4 separate regions of the Homo sapiens genome follow, and all the other regions are linked to region 3. Evidence: chromatin loops called from intact Hi-C (ENCODE). Cell type or tissue: dorsolateral prefrontal cortex. All regions are shown on one strand.

Region 1 (5,000 bases), 98 kb after region 3:
ACTAAAAATACAAAAATTAGTTGGGCATGGTGGCGCACGCCTGTAATCCCAGCTACTCAGGAGGCTGAGGAGGAGAATTGCTTGAACCTGGGAAGTGGAGGTTGCAGTGAGCCGAGATCGCACCACTGCACTCCAGCCTGGGCGACAGAGCGAGATGCTGTCTCAAAAAATATAAATAAATAAATAAGAGTTGGGAGGAAATACATGAGACCATGCACCTTCTTTTGCTTGGAAAAACAGCCAAGCAACTCATCACAATGTAGACTGTGATAGCTGAAGTTTTCTGGCCAGAAATGGGTCTCATTTATATTCGGGTGACAACAGCCTAGGTGACAAACTTGCCAATGTTTTTAGTCAGCTGTGGGTAGAGGAGCTGAAGGCTACACTTCCAGGGCTATTTTTCTAGGTGGTTTATGTTCAGCACATATTTTAACACACGCCTTGACTGTGGCCAGTGAGCAGGGCATCCCCATGATCACATACTTTAGGTCCTGCCTTCATCAAGGCACCCTGCTGATGTAGGGGCCCCATTTGGTAATTCATCTGAGGGAGGGGAAAGGGGATTAGTAGCTGGAACAAAGGCACTATATGTGCTAGCAGCAGCTCTAGATCTGAAATTCTCCTATTTAAAAAGAAAGAAAAACCAAAAAAACGTTTAGGTATTCAAACTGCTATATGCAGGCATACTGGAGGAAAGGCTGGAGAAAAAAAAAAACAAAACCTGAAAGAGACATGCCCTTTACAAGTTTTATTTAAAAAAAAAAAAATCTAAAGACAAATTAAGCCAAAATGTCCAATTCCATTATTTTCCACTTGGCTCTGACAAGGAGTGAGAGAAAAGAACTCAAAAAATCATTTGCAACTTAAATCCGGAGGACATGAAAAGCAAACTGGAATTACTACTTCAACCTTCTATCATCTCCCTTGTTCAGGGATATGTGATCTTCAAGGACATTTTGTGGGATCTACTGTTGTCAAGTAAATTAAATTCCTACAGAACAATGTTCACAGGGCCTCTTTACAAGACGATGGCAACTATGCAAAGCTTTCTCCAAGTTTTAAGAAAATGTCACTGCAAAAGTTCACATTTGCTGCCAGCTGGTCTTATCCTTTATACAGAATTGAACAAAAAAGGTCTCAATGTGATGATGAAGCAGTGCTAACTTGTAAGTATTAAAAGTGCTTTAGAATTTTTAGACATTCAAACTTCACCTAGACGGGCATGAAGAAAATAGTTGTAAGCAAACGTGAGCTCTTAGAAAAGTAAGAAATTTTGTGTAAACTGTCATCAGTTACCTTGGCATCTTGCTGGTCATCTTTGTTGTTGGTTAAGAGCAAGCCTAGCTATTCTATTTCCTGACTTCTAGTGCCTCTAGTTACAGACTGATGTAATAAAATGAGGGGGAAAGAGAAAATACACTTTTGGTGGGCCATAACACAAGCTGTGTCCAGCCACCGTGTTCACCTTTCCAAAGCTTCAGCATCTCACCAGACCATTTGGAAGATTCAGAATACCAGACAAATACCTGTCAGGTAGGTAATCCTTTCAATAAACCCCAAATTATTCATGAAAATGTTTTTTACTACTCTACTTCCACAATGCAGACTACTTCTGCCCTCCTCATTTGTCCTAAATCCACACTAAAAATAATTCCTCTCGCAGAACCTACTTACCCAGAACACTGCTACACATGACCTCTCTCCCAAGGTAGAACAACGGTCATCACATACCTACACCTGAATTTTCTAATATTGTAGAAACTTCAGAACTTCTGAAAATAAAAAATAAGAAGTAATAACCGACTCTCGGTTGCTCTAGTGAAGTGGGTCTGCCCACACCCTCCTGGCCAGGTGAGAGCACCGTGCCTGAATAGCAGAGAATTTACCATTCTCACTTTAAAACCTGTCCTCAGATGAACTTGGTCCTAGCTTCAGGATCATTAACTACCCAGAGCGTGGAAGCATCCATCTAGTTCTCCTGGGTCAGTGATGATAGTTCTACCAGGCACAATAGCCCTTTGAGATTCTTACATTAAAAGGATGTAAGAAATATGCACGCACACACAGAAGTCTGCACGAAATTCTAGGGGGTTCAAAGGCCTCTAAAGTTGAACTGTGCGGGATCAAGATTCTATTCCAGGAGATCCCGCATTTCATGCACGACCTTCTGAGTGAATCGCCCTCCCCCAAGAAGCCACTGAAAGGCTCAGAGGCCAGGAATTTAAGAGACTATTGTCATTCCTTTCTGCATTGTGGTTAATTCTTCTCCTTGGAGGGGATTCAGCCAGAGCCCATGCAATTAGGCACAGTAAACAGGCCCGGCAACATCGCCATATTAATACAGGGTGTTTGGGTTTGGGCAGGCCGCCCTTCCCGTGGAGGACTGGCTCTAAGCCAGCAGGGTGATGGCTGAGTGACAGGGCTACGTGCGCTGCGTGAGGGTGGCAGCCAGCCCACACCCGAGCACACCGCCAGGCAGCCTGAGCTGGGAACGGACACTGGGAACCATCCCCCTCCCCCATCTCTACCCCAGTCACCAGAGAAATGTTTTCAACCGGGCTTCCTCACAATTATAAAATCAGCAAAGGTCAGTCCAGCCCAGGGATAAGGACATCAAGACGCATTTAACCATTTCCTTTCTGATGCCTTTCCCCAAATATTAACAGCTGCTGTTTCCTGAGAATTCATGTAGCCCGGTGGCATTTTGCACATATCTTGTTTAATTTCCTGGTTACTGGGAAGGTGAGCAGCAGTGTGTGCCCTGAGTCACACCGCTCCAAGTCCTTGGTAGAAGTCATTAACCCTAGAAGTTACCCTATGGACCTAGAAGTTATCACAGGTATTTCTATAGAGAAACATAATATTCGACTTCCTTTGATATGAGAAAACAGCCTTATCAGAATAATAAAACATCACCTATGGCTCTCTAAAGGCTTTGAGCATAACAGAGACAAGGAATACTTGTGACTGCAGGCTCATCAGAGAATGGAATATTTGAAATTTTCATCTGAACTTAATCCTAAAGTACTTAAAGAATCCATAACTCAAAATAATTGGTAAGACAAGACTTTAATAATGGATAATATATGAAAAAACGAAGTTACCAATCAAAATGTCATGAAAAATGCCTTGAAACAATCATCTTTTTTTTTTTTTCTTTTTTGAGACGGAGTCTCGCTCTGTCACCCAGGCTGGAGTGCACTGGCGCGATCTCGGCTCACTGCAAGCTCTGCCTCCCGGGTTCAGGCCATTCTCCTGCCTCAGCCTCCCGAGTAGCTGGGACTACAGGCGCCCGCCACCACGCCCGGCTAATTTTTTGTGTTTTTAGTAGAGACTGGGTTTCACTTTGTTAGCCAGGATGGTCTCTATCTCCTGACCTCGTGATCCACCCGCCTCGGCCGCCCAAAGTGCTGGGATTGCAGGCGTGAGCCACCGCGCCCGGCCGAAACAATCTTAAAACAGGAGAAACCTACATATGCATTTCAGCACTTGGAAAAACAGATCTGCTGAATGAAAGAAATGACACACAGCAAGTTAGCGTAGATTAGAACTCATGAAATTCAGTGGCTATATTTATTTACTAAACAAACATTTGTAAAGCATTTACTATGTGCCCAACACTGTTCTGTGTGCTTCACAAATCGGACCTCCTTCACACTCCCTAACAACCGCATGAAGTAGGAACATTATCTCCATTTTACCGATGAGGAAATGGAGGCACAGAGAGCTTAGGTAACTTGCCTTTTTGAACCCAGTTGGTCTGGCTGAAGAGTGTGAGGTCTTAAGACGTGCTTTACCAACTCAGTTTATCTAATGTCTGACATTAGCAAATTCACCCCCACCTCATTTTTGAGGGAACTAAGATCTTTGGTTCTACTTGAAATATTTGACTCCACCTACCTCATCCTTGCCTATCACCCTTCCAGAGTGATAGAAAAATCACAAAATACAAACAATTGCAAGAATTTTTTTAAAAGAGTGTGCTTGGTATTCAGTCTGTAAACTCAAAGATCCAAAGGGGGAATTTTAACAAAGGCAAGAGGCCAAGAAAATTGACCCTACTTGTCCAAGTCATCTTGTCTTTGCTTTGGTTATTCCCAGTGCAGGTCAACCTCAAGCCCACCATAAAATCTCTGTAGCCCCTGCAGGGTCCACATAGGCCTCAAATGCAGTTGTCTTGCCAAAGGCCAGACATTCACCTCCATTCACCATAACAGGAGGGAACTGGTTCCAAAATTTGCTTCAATTCTAGTTCTGGAAAATTAAATATGCTGGTACAAATAATAGGCTATAAATGTGAACTAAAAATCGTTTTTTGTTTTTTTTTTTAGTTTTAGCAATAAATAATCTAATGTCTGATCAACTGACCTCTGACTTTCTTGTTAACAGGGAAACTGTAGGAAGATACGCCACCATCCCTATCTAATCTCTTCTTAATGCATTAACTTTACTCAATGGTTCTCAAACTTTAGCATGTATGAGATCACCTGGAGAACTTGTGAATTTCTAACTCAGGAGGTCTGGGGAGAAGATGAAGAATCTGCATTTACTGCATGTTTCCAGATAATGGTGATGCCTCTTATCCAGGGACCACAGAGAACCACAGCCCTTATATGGCAAAGTCGAGAGTTTTTGTGCAATGCCTCACCCTAAATGATAAAGGTAAAGAGGAATTAGTCAACTGCACTAGTTAATTTGGGGAGCTGAAAGTGGGTGGGTAGAGCAGTAATGAGGAGAATTACTCTGGCAGTTTCTGGCATCAGCTTTGCAGTGTCATTCCCGAAGCTGGCAGGAAACTTTCCAATTGTAACTTTCTAGCATTGCTGTTTTGTGCTGGGCTCTGCCTCTGAGGATTACTGTCATATCAGCGCTGGGGTTGAATGTCGGTGCGAGTCTGCTCTCTCCAGGAATCAAATAAAAGGCACTGAAAGCAACTATTTTCCTTCTCAAATGGAAATGTCATCTCAATGTTAATTCCTTATAATCCTAGAAGTAGACAT
Region 2 (5,000 bases), 460 kb after region 3:
GATATTCTTGCATCTTGGAAAGAGTCAGGCCAACCTGGGTTTGATTTCTGGCTTTTCCTTCAAGTAGTTGATAGGTCTTTTGCTATGTAACCTGGCTTGAGAAATAGGTTGAGGGTTAAATGAGATATATTCATTCATTCATTCAATAGACAATTATTGGGTACCTACCGTGTGCCAGGCTCTGTTCTAGACACTGAGGATATAGAAGTGGACAAAACAAAGTTTCACTCCTAATAGAGATTATACTATAGTGAGGAAACAGGTAATAAACAAATAGATATATGATAAACTCTCACACACGGATAAGTGAAGAGAAAAAAGGCAGAGAAAAAAGAGTGTGTTGTTTTTGATATGGTGATATATAAGCATCGCCCTTAAGGAAATGAGGGAGGGTGCCATGCACGTTTCTGGGAAGAGCATTCTGGATGCAAGGAATAGCAGGGCAAAGGCCCAGGTGAAATGAGCCTGTCATGTCAAAGGAGAAGTACCTGAAGTAAAGTGCTGGAGAAAGGGAAGTTAAAAGAGGTGAAAGAGGCCACACGCAGTGGCTCATGCCTGTAATCCTAGCACTTCGGGAGGCTGAGGTGGGCAAACTGCTTAAACTCAGGAGTTTGAAACCAGCCTGGGCAGCATGGCAAAACCCCATCTCTACAAAAAATACAAATAGTAGCCATGCATGGTGATGCATCCCCATAGCCCCAGCTACGTATGTGACTGAGGCGGGAGGATCGCTTGAGCCTGGGAGGTCAAAGCTGTACTGAAGTGAGCCATGTTCATGCCACTGCACTCCAGCCTGGGTGACAAAGCGAGACCCTGTGTCCAAAAAAAAAGGAAAGATCAGAGAAACACCAGGGGCCAAATCACTTAAGCCTGGGAATTCTAAGAGGGATAGGAAGCCACTGGAGGGTTTTAAGCAGGAGCTTGTGTTGATCAATTTGCATTTTAAAAGGATTACTCAGGTAACTGTTTAGCAAATAGTCTATAGGAAGATACAGTAGGCTGGTAGGCAGCCAGAATTGACTGGCCCTGTTTGAGAGATGCTATGATATGGTAACAGGTCAGATCAGGTGGCAGAATCCAAACAACTCAAAAATATCTATGACCTGTTGGGATAAATTATGTCCCCCCCCAAAAAAAGATATATCGAAAGCCTTGGCCCGGTGAGCTGGCTCACACCCATAATTCCAGCATTTTGGAAAGCCTAGGTGGGAGGATCACTTGAGGTCAGGAGTTCAAGACTAGCCTGGCCAACATGGTGAAACTCCATCTCTACTAAAAATTCAAAAATTAGCCGGCTGTGGTGGTGGTGGCTGCCTGTAATCTCAGCTACTTGGGAGGCTGAGGCAGGAGAATCACTTGAACTCAGGAGGCAGAGGTTGCAGTGAGTCGAGATCATGCCACTGCACTCCAGCCTGGGCAACAGAACAAGATTCTGTCTCAAAAAAAAAAAGACTAATCCCCAGTACCCCGCAAGGTGACTATATTAGTCCATTTTCAAGCTGCTGATAAAGACATACCTGAGACTGGGAAATTCACAAAAGCAAGAGGTTTATTGGACTTACACTTTCATGTGGCTGGAGAGACCTCACAATCATGGCGGAAGGTGAAAGGCACATCTCATATGGCAGCAGACAAGAGAAGAGAGCTTGTGTAGGAAAACTCCCCTTATAATAACCATCAGAACTCATGAGACTTACTATCATGAGAACAGCATGGGAAAGACCTGCCCCCATGATTCAATCATCTCCCACTGGGTCCCTCCCACAACACACGGGAATTATGGGAGTTATAAGATGAGATTTGGGTGGGGACACAGAGCCAAACCATATCGGTGACATTATTTGGAAATGGGATCCTTATAATTAGTTAAGATGAGGTCATACTGGATTAGGGTGGGCCCCTAATCCAACACAGCTGATGTCCTCATAAGAAGACAGCCATGTAAAGACAGAGACACAGTGAGAACACCATGTGAAGACAGAGGAAGAGATTAGAGTTATGCTGTCACAAGCCAAGGAACACCAAGGATCTACGGCCACCACCAGGAGCCAAGAAGAGGCAACCAAGTATCACCCCCACAGGACTTGGAGGAGGCACAACCCTACCAGCACCTTGATTTTGGACTTCTAGCCTCCTAAAGTGAGAGAATAAGTTTATGTGGTTTAAGGCCTCTCTGTTTGTAGTACTCTGTTATAGCAGCCCAAAGAAACCAATACAGTACCTATAAATGGTCCTTCTTCTCCACCCACTGCCTGCAAGTTTGGAGGATGCTGGAGTCAACCAACAAACCCCGTCCTTCAGCACTAACACAGCCTCATACTCATAAAGATGATTAGGGAACACTGATGGCTATGACAATGGTGATTTATTTTTCCTTTGTCGTTTCCAGTACACAAAAGGCAAATCTGTGCTGAAGACACCAGAAATCTTTCCAATTAATGCTAATGGGTGACCAGCTCTGTTTCACTCCTTGGGAAACAAGGCCACTAAGAGGAAGTTATCAGTAAGAAATTTATGTTTTAGTAGCATGTTTAATTATGATACACCATGACTGTCTCTTGCACCAGAATTTAGCATGCAAGATTTACAGCTCTTAGCACAATTTTTGCCTTTGTTGTCTCAAAGAGCCTTGTTTCTGATGTTTTATTAGACTAGCAACCTCTGTTCAATTGTGTCATACTGCCCCCTACTGCTTTGATCTTATCATCTCATGCTGGCTGCTATTATTTTGAGTTGGTTTTCAGGATGTGTGGTCTTTTTTTGCCAGGGTCTGAACACCTGCCCACTCTCACACCCCGAAGAACACAAAACATTGGGATGGTGGAGAAGGGAGTGGGAATCTCATTTTTTTCTTTTAATACAACCATTGAACAACCACAAATACATCTATATAGTTCTAAAGCACACCATCTGACTTGTTTAAGCTTACAAGAGATACTAAGTTTCTAGAATAAGAGCACATCAGATTCTTTATTTCTTGAAGGTGGAGAACATCTTCAAGAGATATCCTCACTTTTCATGAGATGAAATTTTTTTAAGGGAAGCTGATGAAATTTTAACTAATCCAACCAGCCAGAGGAAAGCCATATTACAAAAGGGGCCTCAGAGGAAAGTGGGATTTCTTTTCTGCTTCAAAGGCATAGATGGCAATGCTATGAAAAAGCGGCCTGCAGGCGAGGGTCAGAGCGCACCCCACACCCACACAGCCACCAGCCACCCTGAGATGGTGTGTGTACCAGCCATCCCAGCCCCAGCCCCACCCCTAGCCCCCTCTGCCGTTCCTCCTTTGCCTGTGTTCTCTTCCAAAGGTGATAGGTCAGCCCTCAGCCAGGAAGAAAAGTGGCTGAGGGTCAGGAAAAGGGTATAGGGTTACATAGGATTACATTAGTAAGGAACCTAGAAATGAGCCATTTGGGCTTCGTAACACAAATTGGTTCTCAAGGTATTCGGCGGGCGGTGGGTGGGAGGTCCTCTCAACCAAAAAATCTCAGAACCAATTCCTCCGACTCTGCTAGTGGATTTAGCTTTTGTTTTTGTTTTAATTTAGGCTGGGTGCAGTGGCTCACGCTTGTAATCCCAGCACTTTTGGGAGGCTGAGGCAGGAGGACTGCTTCAGCCCAGGAGTTCAAAACCAGCCTGGGCAATACAGTGAGACCCTGTCTCTATTAAAAAAAAAAAAAAAAATTTTAAACAAAACCACCTGGCCTCATAGCAGGGCAGCTTCCCTAATTCCTGATGTTGCCTGTTTCCGACCCGCAGAACTCCAATGGTCCATGGCTTGCGCTGCTCTTACCCGGCCTTCCCATGGATGACTACTTAACTGGATCATCTGAGCTTTGCTTCCATGCGACCACACATATTCTCCTGCCACAGATTTGGTACACTTTGGCATACACTGTAGGCCTGTGACCAGCTCTCAGTCTGGTTTCCTGGGACGCTTGTCACCACTGGAGCTTTGTTCAGATCCCTGAGCCACATGCACACACCTTTATTCTCTGTGCAACTGCCTTGTGTCCTGCCCTGTCTGGGCCGGCAGCCTCCAGCGGGGCTTGCGGGGCAGGGGAGGATTCTTTTACTCTGCCTGCACCATTTACTCCTCGGCTTGTGCTTGGAGAAGTGCTCTCTCCCAGGGATCACAAAGGAGAGCAGGCATGGGGGAGGGGGTGGAGAATGCCGCAAGAGAACATTTACCCTTCCTGCACTGTGCCAGACAAACGTAGAACCTATTCCATAAAAGATTTTTTATGTTGCATGGTCCAAGAGAATAGCCCAGCTGCTATCTTTGGCTCTCCTCCATTTCTCACTCCCATTCATAAAATCTTTAGAGAAGGCCATGTGCTGCTTTCTCACAGAGAGGATCAAGTTGTGCTCCAACCCAGAATATAGTTTCATTTGGATGCAGGTGGCTATAAGGGCCCTGAACAGTCTGTCTTTCTAACTACTCTGTCTGTCTACTCTAATTCTTCCTACCTAATTATCCCCCATCATGAATCAATAAATCATATGCCGAGCCTCTCTAAAGACCCAACACCATGAAGAAGCTGAGGGACCACAGAGTTTACCAAACCTCTGGTATTCATGGATTTAGCATTCACAGTGGTACCAAAGACCCATGACCTATAGCAATTTGTCTTTTGCTGAGACTCAAATTTGAATGTTGAACACCATAACACCAGTGTTTGGGAGACAATCACTTGGTGAGTGAGCCTAGTTGGCCTAGTTAGCTTTTTTTTTTGAGACAGAGTCTCACTCTGTCACACAGGCTGGAGTGCAGTGGCACAATCTCGGCTCACTGCAACCTCCGCCTCCCAGGTTCAAGCAATTCTCCTGCCTCAGCCTCCCAAGTAGCTGGGATTACAAGTGCCCACCACCATGCCCTGCTGCTTTTTGTATTTGTAGTACAGATGGGGTTTTGCCATGTTGGCCAGGCTGGTCTCGTACTCCTGGCTTCAAGTGATCTGCCCACCTTGGCCTCCCAGAGTGCTGGGATTACAGGCGTG
Region 3 (5,000 bases):
CACTACAAATATATACAATTAGTCAATTATACCTCAATAAAACTGAAAAAATAGTCACTTGAGGCAAGAGCTATGGAAATGTATCTGCCCCCAGATTCGGGTCTCCTAAGTAGTTTTTTTGGGGGATCAAATTCCATAGAAGCATACTGGCAACTCGACCTAGAGGAAAGCCTGGGCTTTTTTTCTACATTTGTGTAACTGATGTCTGAAGAACGTCAGAACAAACAATCAGGAACATTATAGGAACTGCCTTCCTGAAACTGCAGCAAGCCAGATCAAGTAATGAGCTCATTTGGAAACCCTAGAGACACAGTTTCAAGAAGAGAAGCATACAGAGACTAAAGGGGCCATTTTTAAGTAAAAGATAAATAACATTTTTAAGAAAATTGTTTATTTGGAAAGACTTCAAGCCTACAGTCAGTTAGTAAGATGCTAATTGTTTCTTCTGTAATAATTCCCTTAACCCTAAACTATGGTCAAGACCTTTAAAGAAAGCTTCTGCATTAAGTCAGACTCCATTTCATAAACACACGTACTAGCTCTTTTGACAAAGAATCTGGCAGGAAGTCATGAGCTCTGTTTCCCAGCTGAGGTCAAAAGTCACCAGATATGAAGCAGATTATAGAGAACAAAGGTAAGTCCCAAATTAAATTCTATCCATAGCTTGACTCCTAGAGGTCAAACCTCTAGAGCAGGTCTTAAAATTTAGTGTGCCTAGGAAATGACTTGAGATGCTTGAATTTGGGAGCCATATGTTCAGGGTTTCTTGCTTTGCTTTGCTTTGCTTTGCTTTTCTCTTTTTTTGAGTCGGGGTCTCACTTTGTCACCCAGGCTGAAGTGCAGTGGTGCAGTCATGGCTCACTGCAGCCTCAATCTTCCAGGCTAAGGTGAACCTCCCACCTCAGCCGCACAAGTAGCTGGAACCACACGCATGCGCCACCATGCCTGGCTAATTTTTGTATTTTTGGTAGAGGTACAGTTTTGTCATGTTGCCTAGGCTAGTCTCAAACTCCTGAGCTCAAGCGAACCGCCAGCCTAGGCCTCCCAAAGTGCTGAGATTAAAGGCGTGAGCCACTGCGCCGAGCCAGTTTTTTTCTATTGATTCATAATAATTGTACATATTTATGGGGTACACAGTGGTGTTTTGATACAATGTACAGTGATCAGATCAGGGCAATTAGCATATCCATCATCTCAAACATTTTTCATTTCTTTGTGTTAGGACACATTTCATTCTTATTCATTCAGCAAAGATTTATTGAATGGCTTATGTGTTGGGTGTGGGGATACCAACAAGACCCCTATCTTCACCAAAGCTTATTGTCCAATGGGGCACATGAACAATAATCAGACAATTACAATGCAACACCGGCTAAACGCAACACTGTCATCAGAGACGATTCTCACTTACTCTTCAAAGATCTTCCCAGAAATCAGGGAGTTAAGCCAAAGAAACATGAGAACCAACATCTGTTGGACAATCGTGAGGTGCCAGGCCATTTGTACACACTTGCCCATTTAATCCCCAGGCAGGTAATGTTATCCCCCTTTCCCAGGGGAAGAAACTGTCCGCGTACAAAGGTGGGCTACTCTGGGCCTGGAGTCCAGGTCTTTCTGCCTCCAAAGCCCATGTTCAGATCCACGGGATCCGGCTCACAGTGATAACGACTGCATTCAAGGCTGTATGGCTATGAAATGGCACTGGAGTTTGGGTCACCTGGGTTTTCCAATTGATCATACATTACTGTAGAAGATGGAGAGAGAAACTAATGAATGAAAATAATACAGAAATGCACATAAGAAAATCCTTTGGACAGAGCCATTGTGAAGTGCAAGGAAACTCCCCTTCCACGGCCCTGCGTGGGGTTTCGTGGATACCCCTCGGGTCGAGGGAGATCTTGGCCACTAGAGGGCAGAGTGTACATTGAACAATCACAGCAAAAATCCCAAAGCCCGTTATGAGAAAGAGACCTAATGCTGCATGCTTCATTAACTATTCCAGTGCTGGTAAATATCTGCTGCCCTCCTGTGCAGACAAGGAGCAGATAAAAAATTTTAATGCTAGAATATGACACCTAATCACTGCATTTCGGAACACAATGTGGGGGAGGACTCTTCTGATTGTCTCCATCCATTTCCAGTATTCTTAGAATTATAAGCTGCACACAGTTCAATTAACCCTAAGATTGACGAGGAAAGCCTTCTCCAGTATACTATAAACTTTCCCAATAGCATGAAGCACACAGTGAGTTTAAAAAAGTAAAGAGTTGGCCCTTATTGCCGATGTAACAGCAATAGCCAGACAATAGCCACAGTAATAGCAATAACAGGGAGTTTGGAATGGGCATAGGGTTCATTCCTGGGTCTATTTCTTACCAACTGTCACTTTTTGGGCCAAATTATTTAACCTCTATGAACCCCAGTTTCCTCAGGTATAAATAAAACCTACCCAATAAGTTTGTTGTGAGGCTTAAATTATTAAATACAAATTCTTAGCATAGTCATCAGTCGCTACTGGTAGCTGCTTCATTATGATAATTCATTATTAATAGTAATAGAGTTTTAGCTCCACATTGATATCACAGACATTAAAGCCTCTCCAAAGGCTGTCTTGCCTTCCTGTTGTCACAAAGCCCCTGCACCGTACTCATCATCTCCTCTTTCTTGTTGTAAATGAAGACATTTCCCTCCTCATCAGACAAAGGCCAGTTCTTCCATCTGCAGCCTGGAGGCTCCATCTTCCCACCTTCTTGGGAACTTGACGCTTTCAGTCATCATTTGTCATGTGTGGCTCCTGAGTCTTTACCTTCTCCCTCTTCCTTGCCTCCTTCCATTCTCACATTTAAACATGTTCTAGTCTCTTCTATCTTAAAAGCAAAAACAAGTAAACAAACCCTAACCTCTCCCACTCCCCACAGATGCCTTGAGCTACAGCCTCTATCTCTCCTCACTTTGCAATGAAACTTCTCAGCAGAGCTCCCTGCAAGCCAGTCCCGTTTCCTCCTGTCTACCCACTTCTTAGCTCATTCCAATGTCATTCCGTCTGCCTGCCCTCACAGTGCCTCACATGGCCACGCTACCTCCAGTCTAAGCTCTTCAGTTCTCTTCTTACTTGACCTCTTGGCAGCTTTGCCACAGGTGACCTTCTGAGAACACTGCTGTCCCTCAGGCCCAGGAACACCAAACTATTCCTCAGTGTCTGGGGCTGACTCTGCCATCTTGCCCTAGCCTATTGATGCTGGAATCTTCCAGGCTCTGTCTCAGGCCCTCTTCTTTTCTTATTCTACCCCCTTCTTAGGTGCTTTTGTCTATTCCCACAGATCCAGCTCCATCTCCAAACCCATGTTCCTGGATATCACCCCTGAATGTCTCGTAGGCACCTCAAGCTCGATATGAACCAAACTAAATTACCTCCTCACTTCCTGCACCTCCTCCTGCTGCACACACAGTGAACCCAGCTCTTCAGCAGTCTCTCACTGTGAAATTTGCATCCCCATGCAGCCAGGTATTTAAGTCAAATTTGGCAAACGCTCTTAATATTTTCATTTATTTTATTCCTCACATCAAATCAATTGTGATTCCTGTCCACTCTGTCTACTAGATTTTTCTTCAGATCTTTTCCTTTTTTTCTTCCCACTGTCCCCCACCATCAATCTAAGCTACCACCATCTTTTGCCTGCCCCTCTCCATTCCAGCAGAGAAATATTTCTAAATGTTGGTTTTACCCATGTCATATCCCACATTTAAAATCCTGCGCTAATATAGTTCTTTGGGTAAAATCCAGAATCCTCAAAGACTCCTAAACTTGTCATCTTTATCTGGCCCTGTGCTACCTCTCCAGCCTCGTCTCACACCACTCTTGCCTTTCCTTCTCAAAAACCCATGTTTGAAAGTGGGTAAACTAATTGAGGCTCTGTGGTGTGCCAGGCGGCATGGGGATTTCAAAACTGTATCAGTCACCATATCTGCCCGTATCAAGGAACTTACAGTCACGGGGGAAGAAGGACCCAGCTATGACGATTAGTATAAAGTAAAATGTGATAAATAGCATTAAAAATGTACACACGGGGGAGTTCAGAGGAGGAGGTGAGTGGAAATGCAATGCACGGGGAAGGCTGCAGAGATGTGATCTGTGCATGCACCATGTAAGATGAGGAGGCCTGGGCTGTTCCCAGATGGCATGGGAAGACCAAGAGTTTAGAGAAGAATGAATGAAAGTAGGCACATCAGCTATGTCAGGCTGATCAGGAGAGAAATGGTATCAAGAAAGAAGTGTGTGTTCAATGTCAACCACTGCAGACACCCAGAAAACATAGGCACTTAAATTTGACAACCAGAGGTCATTATAGATCTTTGAGAAAGTAGTTTGTATAAGTGGGTAATGGTTGAAGCCAAAAGACGATGGAAAAAGCGGCTCATGAGAACATGAAGACTGACTGTAATATTCCATTACTTCAAGAAGGTTGGTAACAAGGGAAAAAACCATGGCAAGAAGCAGCTTGAGAATTTAGTATTAATCATCATAGCTAGGACCAGGCAGGCAAATTCCCAACTGGGGTTGGGTTAGGTCAAAACAGAATCTCACACCATAGACACTTGGCAGGAAGCCAGGGAAAGGAAGGCATTTAAAAAGGAGTTGAGGCAGGGGGTGGGTGCTGTTTACATCCTGGGTTCACCTGGTGAATCAGTCCCCAGTCCCTGGGAGCAGCCCTAGGGGCCAACAGGAGGCAGGGGCACCCAGCCCTGCTCTCAGCACTAGCTGTAAAAAGTGCAGAACAATGGAAGCTGGTTGTAAAACTTAAGCAGATCAGACACTATAAAATACTTTGTAATGCACCATTGAGGCGACCAAATAAGAGGCTTGAATAAATTTATATTCCAATTGCTAAACATTACAGTCAATTTAAAAACCCACAAAAGTTTTGCTGAACAACTGTATAAATAATAGATCTGTCGCATTGTACAGTACCTAATAGACTGAGACATAAAACAATTGCAGC
Region 4 (5,000 bases), 180 kb after region 3:
TTGGGGAATGTATATAAAAATAAGTGCAAGGATATACACTGCTAGTATAAATGTAGTGTGAGTGCGTGTGTGTATATATACATCTACATATATACCTTCTAAAAGGTATTGATTCAAATTTATTATATATACACATATATTATATAAGTATTATTTATATGAACATATACAAATATATGTATATGTATTTATCTAGATACATAATAAATATTATAAATATATTTATATTTATTTATATTTAGTGGACAATAATCATTTGAAACAATGTTTAGCTTCATTAAGAATCTACGGAAGAATGTTCCTGAAGGTTCTTCATGGAATGAAGAAATGGAATGGACCATGAAGAAATGGTCTTCATGGAATTCCCAGCATACCTCATACCAGAGAGAGAGAATATAACATCCGTTGTTCCCCATTACTATTCTCATTACATTAAGGATGAACAACAACCAGGAAGCGCAAAACTCTGGCAGCCATAAGCATATCTGAATATGTGATTTCTAATATTTATTTCCTATGTGATACACACACACTCACACACACACAGACACAGAGTCATGTGTGTTTTAAAGCCTTAGATGGGTGCATATTCTTTGATTCAATGACTAGATATCTAGAAATTTATTCAGAAATAATCACAGATATGCTCAAAGATATAGCTACAAGGATGCTCATTAGACAGCTATCAAAAACATTATCAAAAACTTGGAGACAGCCTAGATATCCAAAAATAGAGGGTTGCTTAAGTATGTTATAAAACATTTATACAGCAGAACACTACGCGGAGGCAGAGGAATATTTAATGTTTATAATACATTAAATGAAAAGGGAGCCAGGCATAGTGGCATGCACCTGTAATCTCAGCACTTTGGGAGGCTGAGGTGGGAGGGTAGCATAAGCCCAGGAGTTCAAGGTTGCAGTGAGCCACAATTGTGCCACTGCACTCTAGCCTGGGTGACAGAGTGAGATCATGTCTCAAAAAAAGAAAGAAAGAGAGAGAGAGAGAAAGAAAGAAAGAAAGAAAGAAGAAAGAGAAAGAAAGAAAGAAAGAAAGAAAGAAAGAAAGAAAGAAAGAAAGAAAGAAAGAAAGAAAGGAAGAAAGAAAAGGAAAGGGAGATTTCAACACTATTGCATCACTTCAGTTTTGCATTTACACAGTGAAAATTATAGTAAAACAAATCATGCTATTGGTGGTTTATCTCTGGGAACTGGGATTATTGGTGATTTTGATTTTATTCCCATTGTTTACCTGTCTTTTCTATAATTTCATAAAAAAACAGCTTTGTTGAGATGGCATTCACATATCATACAACTATTAATTTTCTTTTTTTTTTTTTTTGACATGGAGTCTTGCTCTATCGCCCAGGCTGGAGTGCAGTGGCGCAATCTCAGCTCACTGCAACCTCCACCTCCCAGGTTCTAGCAGTTCTCCTGCCTCAGCCTCCCAAGTAGCTGAGATTACAGGCGTGCACCACCATGCCTGGCTAATTGTTTTGTATTTTTAGTAGAGATCGGCTTTCACCATGTTGGCCAGGCTGGTTTCAAACTCTTGAACTCAAGTGATCTGCCTACCTCGGCCTCCCAAAGTGCTGGGATTACAGGTGTGAGACACCACACCCGGCTATTACTTTTATAATTAAGAAAAAAAGCAATAAAATTATTCTTACTGATTGAGGTAAACCTCTTTTGGGCAAATAATTAATCAACATGTCATCTCAATTATTTTAATATTGGGTTCATAGCTAGCATTTATCCAGCACTTTAAATTTTGCAATGCACCTTTACTTTTACACAAGGTTCTTCTAGCCAAGTAGACCTCATTGCACATAAACAACTAATGACCTACACCTGTTAAGTTGCAAGCAATTAAGTCTTGTTGGGGGTCTTTGCTCCCTTTTAATGGAAATTATACTGTGAATAAGACGAGAGAAATATATGTCATGTCTGTCTTTCTGACACACTGTGGGTTTTCAAGGGATTCTCAGCATGACTCCTACCAGAGAGAGAGAGAGAAAGAGAATATAACATCCGTTGTTCTCCGTTACTATTCTCATTACATTAAAGATGAACAACCACGCAGGAAATGCAAAACTCTGGCAGCCACAAGCATATCTGAATATGTGATTTCTAATATTCATTTCATTTTCCATTAACACACAAAACTACCTTATTAAACGTGAATAAAACCTGCATCCAGAGACACTTAAAATGTTGGCCAATTCCTCACTGAAAGGACCTTAATGATGGTGGGAAGCTTGAAGAGGGGCTTGGAGAGAGGTTTGCAGGCTTCGGGTTGCCAGGGACACTTACCTTCTTGGCTTCAGCACATCACACAGTCTCAGACGGCAGAAAGAGCCAACGCGTTGGAAAACAAGGGTCAGTACAAGGGTTAAATGAAAGTGAAATCATGCTGACCCAGAAATGCAAATCGGTGTGCCTTAGTTCTCTGTAGAACTTGTGTTGCCTGAACACTCTATTCTTTCTTCAGATTATCTAGTGTCCCAAGAGAGGCTTCAGCGATTTCGAGAACAGTGATGCAATGTGGAGAGACGCGGCAGGCAGCGGCAGAATCTAATTGCATTTGAGAAGCATCTCCACAATTTGTAGTGGCCTTCTCACAGGGAAAAGCGGGGGGCCGGTTTTGAAGTTGATTTCCTTTTCTTTATATTGCTTTTACTATCCTTCTCAGCTCAGATTCAAAGCTCAAAATGGGAGGTGATTTTTAAACTGTCTTTTAACCCATCATAAAAGGAAGAACATGCGCACTTAGAGATTTATAATTCTCATCTGCATTGTGTTCTCTAAAGTTGCAACGTGTACAGGAAGCTCCTGGTTGCTGATAGAAAGCTGCTTGAAATATAAATTTCAGGTACACAATGTGGTTCTCATCACGAACGGAATTAGAAGGGAGAGAAGAAGGGAAAATGGAGGGAGAGAATAGGGGCGAGGGGACAGAAGAGAGGTGATAAATCAGAGATGAGTGCCGATTTTAAAGAAAAAACAGAAGCTGAGAACTTATTAGAGGGACTCAGGATAGAAAATTGAACAAGGTAAGCTAAGAATAGATGGCAAAGGGATTATGAATGTGGATCTAGAGCCAAATGGCTTGAATCTGAACCATCACTTAATTTCTAGACAACTTTAAGCAACCTACTTACCCTATTTGCCTGTGCAAACCAGGCTGGGCGTGGTGTGAGCCACCGTGCCCAGCCTGGTTTGCCTTCGTTTTAAAAAATAATTATGAGAAGTCAAGTTCTGAGACTTGCATACATGGTACTTGCTGTTTTTCACTCCTTGCACAGGGAAATCTACATTTGATGGTCCAGTTTACAAACTTTTAGGATAAGAATGCAATACAGATTTTGCAAATAATTCTTAAAGACCTCCTTTACGTAATGAGCTATGGAATACAAAGATAAGTGAGACATTGTCCTTGTTCTTAAGGAGTTCGAGGTCTAGAAGGAATGACAGATCTGTATTAAAGTCCCAGGAGGCGGTATATAATAGCTGGTCAGGAGGAAAACTTTCAAGTCTGGAAAGAGCAGTTCCTAAGTTTCAAATTGGAAACTGAAACATGAGTACTGCTTTTAAACGCAAGGCCAGCCCCATGTTTTGCAGGTAAAGGATCCTACTTAAGTTTGGGGCTGGAAAACCAGCTGAATAGATACTGTCTCAACTCCATGACAGAAGATAAATGTACTATCAGGGTCCAGATATAATAAACATAGGCAGACAAAAATCATTATTAAATTGAACTGGGTTTTTTTTTTTTTTTTCCCAGGGGGAGGGGTGTGCCTGAAGTGTTAAGCCTAAAAAACAGTATTTCCCAAGGAAAAAAGATGTCCTATTATTAGCATCAAATTAGAGAACTATTTGTACAGCCAGGAAAGTCATGGATATTGTGTCACATGGTTGACATCCATGGGTTTGTCTCATAAAAGTAACGTGAAAAAAATCCACAGAATCCCACCTGGCACTAGGAAGGCTATGAGCTTTCAGCATCAGCTCTCCAAGGAACTGCAAACTCAAGGAGCCAGCTTACCTCACGTGTTCCTGCACTTTGTAAAATTTCTTCAGAAATTTAAATTAAAACCGGTTCTTTAGTAATAATCCTTGTTTTCATCTTTGTTGCTTTCATCTTTGCAACAATTTAAACATGTTGTTCATTTTCTGAGTGTCTGCCATGAGACTGGGAAATTAGCTATATTGAACATAAAGCAAAGCTAATTCTAGGAATTTCCAAAGACAAAGACAATTCCTAGAACGTCTTTCTATCAGGGAAACTTGAGGGTAAGTTCCAGAGAGTTCACTTTCCAGATGGCACTGTCCTCCAATAACTGAAATGATTAAGGCCTGAATATTTGCTGAATTGCTTGAAATAAGAGCCTAGCCTTTAGCTAATAGGTTCTGTCCGTCAGTCTCCTGAGTTAACGAGTTATTGGCTTCTACTTCTCTTTCTAGCAGGTTAGTGCTACTAAGTAGAAAAAGTAATTATATTAATGGAAAAATCAGTGTCCAACACATTCTCTAAGACCTGACTCAAATGTCACCTCCATTACTGCTTCCCTGGTCTCTATACACGGCTCTTTTGGAGTCTTTGTCACATTGAATGGAAACTGTTTCCAGGGTCCATGTGCTCTTCTATATCATTGGCTCCTCAAGGGCAAGTATGGGAACATATGCATTTTGGGGACATAATGCCTGATACATAGTAGGCATTCAATCTGAATTAAATGAATAAAAGTCAAACAGGGAGAAAACAACATACTAACAAAATCAGCGAGACAAGAGGCCCAGAGAAGCAACAAAATCCCACCCACCCTTCACAAGGGCATACACAAAGAGAAGAGCAATGAGAGCTACTTGAGATTGTGGTGACACATCCAGTAGGCTGCTGAAGAAGTTGAATGTCACCCATGAACAGGTGTGAAAGCCAGTCCTTTCTCCCTGCAGCCTGCCACTTCTCTTTGCAGGTGACCTTGCCTTGCTATTTCCCCTTG

The links. Peaks named below come from ENCODE experiments on the same cell type or tissue, not always from the same donor. Only the 100,000 strongest peaks of a DNase experiment are listed, where the experiment ranks them.
Region 1: a loop joins it to region 3, with 4 times the contacts of the local background. A loop is called at or near these places in 14 of 110 quality-filtered maps.
Region 2: a loop joins it to region 3, with 2.2 times the contacts of the local background. A loop is called at or near these places in 63 of 110 quality-filtered maps.
Region 4: it touches region 3 in a loop (4-fold over the local background); 5 of 110 quality-filtered maps call a loop at or near these places.

What each region holds. Positions count from the first base shown.
Region 1 is chr14:33,936,066-33,941,065 of GRCh38, forward strand. The region is part of intron 1 of EGLN3 (egl-9 family hypoxia inducible factor 3); the gene reads right to left. Among named protein-coding and RNA genes, the nearest start is that of EGLN3, 13 kb to the right of the region's middle. RefSeq lists enhancers at 1,899-2,870, 2,501-2,570. In dorsolateral prefrontal cortex, no CTCF peak of the experiment used is centred here; DNase peaks (open chromatin) are centred at 2,426 and 4,838; H3K4me3 peaks cover 1,390 bases; H3K27ac peaks cover 4,621 bases.
Region 2 is chr14:34,298,645-34,303,644 of GRCh38, forward strand. No RefSeq gene overlaps it. Among named protein-coding and RNA genes, the nearest start is that of SPTSSA, 160 kb to the right of the region's middle. In dorsolateral prefrontal cortex, CTCF peaks have their summits at 2,676 (motif pointing left) and 2,882; a DNase peak (open chromatin) is centred at 4,147; H3K27ac peaks cover 510 bases.
Region 3 is chr14:33,837,892-33,842,891 of GRCh38, forward strand. No RefSeq gene overlaps it. Among named protein-coding and RNA genes, the nearest start is that of EGLN3, 110 kb to the right of the region's middle. RefSeq lists a silencer at 1,712-2,006. In dorsolateral prefrontal cortex, CTCF peaks have their summits at 1,899 (motif pointing right) and 2,106; a DNase peak (open chromatin) is centred at 1,910; H3K27ac peaks cover 859 bases.
Region 4 is chr14:34,016,291-34,021,290 of GRCh38, forward strand. The region is part of intron 5 of LOC102724945 (a long non-coding RNA gene); the gene reads right to left. Among named protein-coding and RNA genes, the nearest start is that of EGLN3-AS1, 21 kb to the right of the region's middle. In dorsolateral prefrontal cortex, no CTCF peak of the experiment used is centred here; a DNase peak (open chromatin) is centred at 2,591; H3K4me3 peaks cover 1,755 bases; H3K27ac peaks cover 1,305 bases.